Linked DNA regions of Homo sapiens: region 2 is linked to region 1. Evidence: chromatin contacts called from ENCODE Hi-C or POLR2A ChIA-PET data. All regions are on one chromosome and are shown on one strand. The core of a region is the stretch at or near the end of the contact, and the rest is flanking DNA. Distances in the headings are between cores, read along the strand shown. Region 1 has its middle 83 kb from the start of ASF1A. Region 2 holds the start of MCM9 (minichromosome maintenance 9 homologous recombination repair factor).

The links. Hi-C counts contacts between places; a loop is a spot of excess contacts on that map. ChIA-PET counts read pairs that join two places held with the same protein, here RNA polymerase II (POLR2A). Pooled maps may share reads with other maps.
Region 2: a map of CD8-positive, alpha-beta T cell shows a loop between it and region 1 (2.5-fold over the local background). The contact joins the promoter of MCM9 here to the enhancer-like site in region 1. A Hi-C loop is called at or near these places in 2 of 168 maps with a recorded cell type or tissue (CD8-positive, alpha-beta T cell and naive thymus-derived CD4-positive, alpha-beta T cell) and 8 of 50 pooled maps. POLR2A ChIA-PET finds 5 or more read pairs at or near these places in 4 of 52 experiments (CD4-positive, alpha-beta T cell, CD4-positive, alpha-beta memory T cell, OCI-LY7 and 1 more).

The regions. Positions count from the first base shown.
Region 1 is chr6:118,809,329-118,812,028 of GRCh38, reverse strand. No RefSeq gene overlaps it. Among named protein-coding and RNA genes, the nearest start is that of ASF1A, 83 kb to the left of the region's middle. Within about 2 kb of position 1,433, at least 7 of the 41 ENCODE cell types and tissues checked have a DNase peak (open chromatin) inside an H3K27ac peak, as active enhancers do; they include CD4-positive, alpha-beta T cell and CD8-positive, alpha-beta T cell, where a contact is called at or near this core.
Region 2 is chr6:118,933,899-118,936,598 of GRCh38, reverse strand. MCM9 (minichromosome maintenance 9 homologous recombination repair factor) reads left to right here and starts at 1,440. Exons shown (of 14, transcript NM_017696.3): 1 at 1,440-1,708. LOC124901389 (a long non-coding RNA gene) reads right to left here and starts at 1,684. Exons shown (of 2, transcript XR_007059729.1): 1 at 1,609-1,684. RefSeq lists silencers at 1,262-1,691, 1,942-2,191.

The sequences.
Region 1 (2,700 bases), core at 184-2,683:
CTAATGGGCAAAAGTTCTTCCACTGCTGTTGGGTCAAGTTTAGTAGGTTCAGAGCTGGAAAGTGTTTTGATGTCCTGAGGTCATGTTTTATCCTGCTGTGTCCTACTTTTGTTATAGACGTGATTTCATGATGACTAAAACTTTCTCTTGTATGGTCTTTAATGTGTGTATCAAGGAAGCACATGGATTGTCTTGGGGGAATATGAACAGTCTCACAGGTCACATTTCTGTTCAATAAAGAGAGGTGTAAAAAATAACCTTTGGCCGGGTGCGGTGGCTCACACCTGTAATCCCTGCAGTTTGGGAAGCTGAGGTGGGTGGATCACTTGAGGTAAGGAGTTCAAGACCAGTCTGGCCAACATGGTGAAACCCCGTCTCTACTAAAAATACAAAAATTAGCTGGGTGTGGTGGTAGGCGCCTGTAATCCCAGCTACTCGGGAGGCTGAGGCAGGAGAATCACTTGAACCTGGGAGGCGGAGGTTGCAGTGAGCCAAGATCATGCCACTGCACTCCAGCCTGGGTGACAGAGTAAGACCCTGTCTCACAAACAAACAAACAAAAAACCTTTAATTCTGAATCAAGTTGCCAAAATATTTTGATTTCAGTCCCAGTGTACTTCTTGAAAACATTTTAATAATGTAAAATTATCTAAACACAATAAAAACTATACTTAATTTTATCTGTGAGAGGGCTAAACCAGAATTTAAATTCTATTGTAACTATATGAGATAATGGAATTTTCTGATACTGTAAAAGATTAATCTTCAGTGCATATGTAGTATTCTAAAATGTATAATAGGAATTTTATTGTAATTTTTGGTGTCTTATAGAAATATGAGCAAAACAAACATATTATTCTGATATCTTTAACTCTGTGGCTTAATGCAAATTTTAAACTTTTTTGAAGGTATACCAAAACATTAAACATTTATTCTTGGTTGACAAATTTTAATTCTAACAAACTTACACATTCTGTAGGCATACTTGATTTCTGTTCCTTCTCCATGTGCTAAACCTTCTGCTTAACGGGTGGAATGCTAGAGAAAATCCTAGGTTAACTCAGAGAGCTTGCCTTTAGCCAGTTCACAATATTTAGGAGTTCAGAAACTATCCAACCTTGAATTCTAGGTCACTAGAGACTTCCTGGGACCTGGTGAACCTTTCAGATGCAACTTACCAAACAACCAGTTTCCAAACCTATTAACATCACAATGTAGGAAGCTAAGCCAGTGCTTCTTCCTCAGTGTTCAAAACCATCCTCTGAGCTTGCTTTCCTTATTAACATTCAAGAAAGATAAAAGCGCCCTGGCTCACATTAGTACCCACTCCAATTGGGGTGTTCCTGTCAGTGTTCTGTCTTGCATGTGACATAGCCCCCCAGGTATACGGGGAGCCATTACCCACACACATCCTCTTCACTGTCACTCAGAGGACATGCACAGGAAGTGGTGGCAACCGCCCCTTATGACACACTCAGTAGTTCTTGTATCTGTTCCACTGCCACATCTCTTCCTTAAAGGCTTGAAAATGCATCTAAGGGTAATATTTGTAATAAAAGTGAACTTGACAGATATTAAACTAAATTTTAAAAAATTGTGTCTGTGAATAGTCCGGTGCAAGATACAGTTTAAGGGAGGAAATGGGATATACATACTGGGCCAGGACTTACCGAGAAATGAGTAATTTCTATATCTTGTGAATGCAAATTATTTTTAGGCCACTCTTCTTTATGTTTAGTTGGAATTGCAATTCCTTGGTAGAGGTGAACCGACAGAAAGCAAGCATTTGTATCAGGTGTGTTTTTATGTGGGAACAAACTTGGTTTAACTTACAGTTTTCATGATAAGCAAAACCAATGCTGGAATATTGCTTACTATTTTGAGATCTAACTTTTTCAGTGCTCAATAATACATAGAGTGCGAGGTGGGCAGATTACTTGAGGTCAGGAGTTCAACACCAGCCTGGCCAATATAGTGAAACCCCGCCTCTACTAAAAATACAATAATTAGTGGGGTGAGGTGGTACGCTTCTGTAGACCCAGCTACTTGGGAGGCTGAGGCAGGAAAATCGCTTGAACCCGGTAGGTGGAGGTTGCACTGAGCTGAGATTGTGTCACCGCTCTCCAGCCTGGATGACAGAGTGAGACTCCGTCTCAAATTTAAAAAAAAAAACAACATAGACTGGGTAATAGAACAAAACTAAGAACAAGGCAAATTGGGTTCTAGAACTAGCCAACAGTGTGGCTTCGCCGTCTTCAGCGGTCTTGTCCATAAAGGCTGAGGATCAGGCCTATCTATTACATATTGCTGAGTTACAGAAAAGGAAACCCTCAGAAGCTAGCTGAAATAAAGGCAAGTTTGCTGTAGGGATACAGCAGGGAGTCTCATTAAGGACAGGCAACAAAGTCTCACCAGGCCACATGGGCCCAGAACTGGAAAGTCAGGACTGAAACTGTTCCCTCAGCCTCTCCTGGATCCTCAAGGTCCCGTGTTGTTGCCTCTCTCAATGAGTGTGCTCCAGTTTCCTGTTCCTCCCAGCAGCCCCACGTTCTGTGCTCACTCAAGGCTTATCTGCTCCAGCTACCCTCTGGCTTTTGAACTACTTTGGGGCCTGGCTCCAGCTGTGACTTTCTCTGACCTTGCCAGATGATGCCCTACCTACATCTTTCTGATTCAAGCTTTTTAGTTCAGATTCTTGGT
Region 2 (2,700 bases), core at 191-2,690, 120 kb before region 1:
CCTTTCTCTTGCTTCTCTTCTGGCCATGTGATCTGCACAGGCAGCCTCCCCTTCACTGAGTGGAAGCAGCCTGAAGCCCTCACCAGAAGCAGCCTGCAGAAGTGTGAGCCAAATAAACCTCTTTTATTTGTAAATTATTCAGTCTCAGGCATTCCTTTTTAGCAACACAGACTAAGACACTATCAAAGAACAACTGAAAATTTAAAATGTCATTTACATAATATCAAGAAGTATATTTTTCCCCCATCCTTAGATTTATGGATAAATCTGACATAGGGTGATATGGTTTGGCTGTGTCCCTGCCCAAACCTCATCTTGAACTGTAGTTACCATAATCCCCAGGTGTTGTGGGAGGGACCCGGTGGGAGGTAACTGAATCATGGGGGTGGTTATTCCCATGCTGTTCTCTGATAGTGAGTGAGGTATCACAAGATCTGATGGTTTTCTAAGGGGCTTTTCCCTCCTTGCTCCTCACTTCTCCTTCCTGCAGCCCTGTGAAGAAGGAGGTTTGCTCCCGCTTCTGCCATGATTTTAAGTTTCCTGAAGTCTCCCCAGCCATGCTGAACTGTAAGTCAATTAAACGTCTTTCCTTTATAAATTACTCAGTCCCAGGTATGTCTTTATTAGCACTGTGAAAATGGACTATATAAGACTAGACCTGACAAAAGATCAAAACATTTGCTGAGTGAAATAACACCTAAATAAATGAAGAGGCTTACTTTAAGGGTCATTACTAAATATTGTTAACATGTAAATTATTCTTACATGGATCTATAGACGAAATGTAACCAATCACAATCCCAACTTTTTAAAGTGACAAGCTGATTTTAACATTCATATGAAAACCCAAGGGACTAGATGAGCCAGAACATTTTTGAAAAATAACAAAAAATTGGAGGCCAAACACGATCTGATTTTAAGACTCTTACGAATCTACAGGAATCAAGACAATGTGGTATTTTTGTAGAGAGAAATATAATAAATTGTCGGAACAGAATAGAAAGTCTAAGAATAGACCCACAACTGATGCTTTAGGGACAACTGATTTTAAACATAGGTGCAAAAGCTATTCAGTGAGAAAAAGAAAGCTCTCTAAACAAATGACACTATTCACATACAAAAAAATGACCTAAGATCCATACTTTGCACCACAGACAAAAATTAGCTCTAATTGGATCACAGACCTCAATATAAAACCTAAAATTCTAAAACTTGTGTCAGAAAACACAGAAGAGATCCTCTGTGGCCTTGGGTTAGGCAAATTCCTTGGACAGACAAAAAACAAACCCTAAGATCCGATCTGAGCCGCCGCACAACCCTGCTCTGGCCACTTAGCCTGAGGTCACTGCTCGGGTCCCGCCCCTCTCCCCGCCCGGGACCCTCCTGGCTCCGCCCCAATCCGCCCGCTCCGCTCCACCCCGCCCCGCTGCCTCGTCTCCATCCGGAAGAGCCGCCGGGGCAGGGAAGTTGAGGCGGTGCGCGGCCCGGCGTCGGTCGAGAGCGCAGGCCCGGCAGAGCCGCAGGCGCTAGGCCGCCCGACACAGCCCGCGCGTCCCCGCGGCCGGTGGCGCCTCGAGCGGCCACGTGCACGCGCGCACTCCGCCTCACCAGCCTTCTTGCGCCGGAGACGAACCCGCTGCCTGGCTGGAGCTCTCTGGGCCCTTCGGCCTCGGGAGCAACGCGTTCCCGGCGACTTCTGACACAGCCAGTAAGTGATAGCCGCCTCCTCCTTTCGCGGTTATGTTTTTCTCCAGTTCGTCCCAAGTCTCGTTCCCGTCTCATTACTTCAAAAACTATTCAACTCCGGGACCGGACAGGCACGGGAGCTGCCCGGGAGAAGAGCCCCAGAAGTCTCAGAGACTGCCAAGGTGTTGTGGGGCAGGGGCTGCGTGCAAAGACCCTGTGAATTAGAAAGTTTGGAAAGCATGCCTCCAAAACCGAGCGACTCCACGTTTGCCAGGCGCCCCTGGGGCAGCCGAGCGGCCCGGAGGCGCGAAATGGCGCGCCCCCGCAGTGAGAGGGGCGGAGGGAGTGGGGCGGGGCCGAGGGCGCGCGTCCCGCCAGCCCGCGCGGAGGGGGCGGGGCTCCCGGCAGGTGCAGGCGGGCGGGGCGGGGCTGCCGCGATTCCCGGAGACAGCTGGGGGATGCCAGTGCAGTTAGGCACTCTCCTGTCTTCTTTTCGACGCTTCGCTGTGGTCAAGAGGACAAAGTAAAGCAAATGATTTTATTTTGACCCCAAATATTCAATAAGAAAAGGAAAGAGAACTTGAAAGTTGTGAAATGACCCTTCTCAAAACAAAAAGTCCCTCCAGTGTCTATCTGGGTGGGTAGTAGGTACGTTTATTGATTTAGCAAACTGCTGATAACACAGTTGATTAGTCAGTTTTGCATAGATGTTGAAAGGGAATGAATAACGATGGTCCATATAACCATAGAAATGCTAGCCTAACTAGGCAAAATTTAATCTGACCTTAATTTGAACGTTGAATTCTGCTGCTGCCCTTTTCCTGCCTTGTGTGGAGCTGTTTTTCAAATTGCTAAATTTGTGGCTCTAAACTTAATATGCTTTAATAGAATCATAGTGATTCTCTTGTAGCCACTGTTGGGAGTCCAGATTTTTTTTTTTTTTTTTTTGGGCAAAGTCCACATTGTGGAGATATTCCTTCCCAAGTGCTTTTTCTGCTTTACACTTGGCTGAAT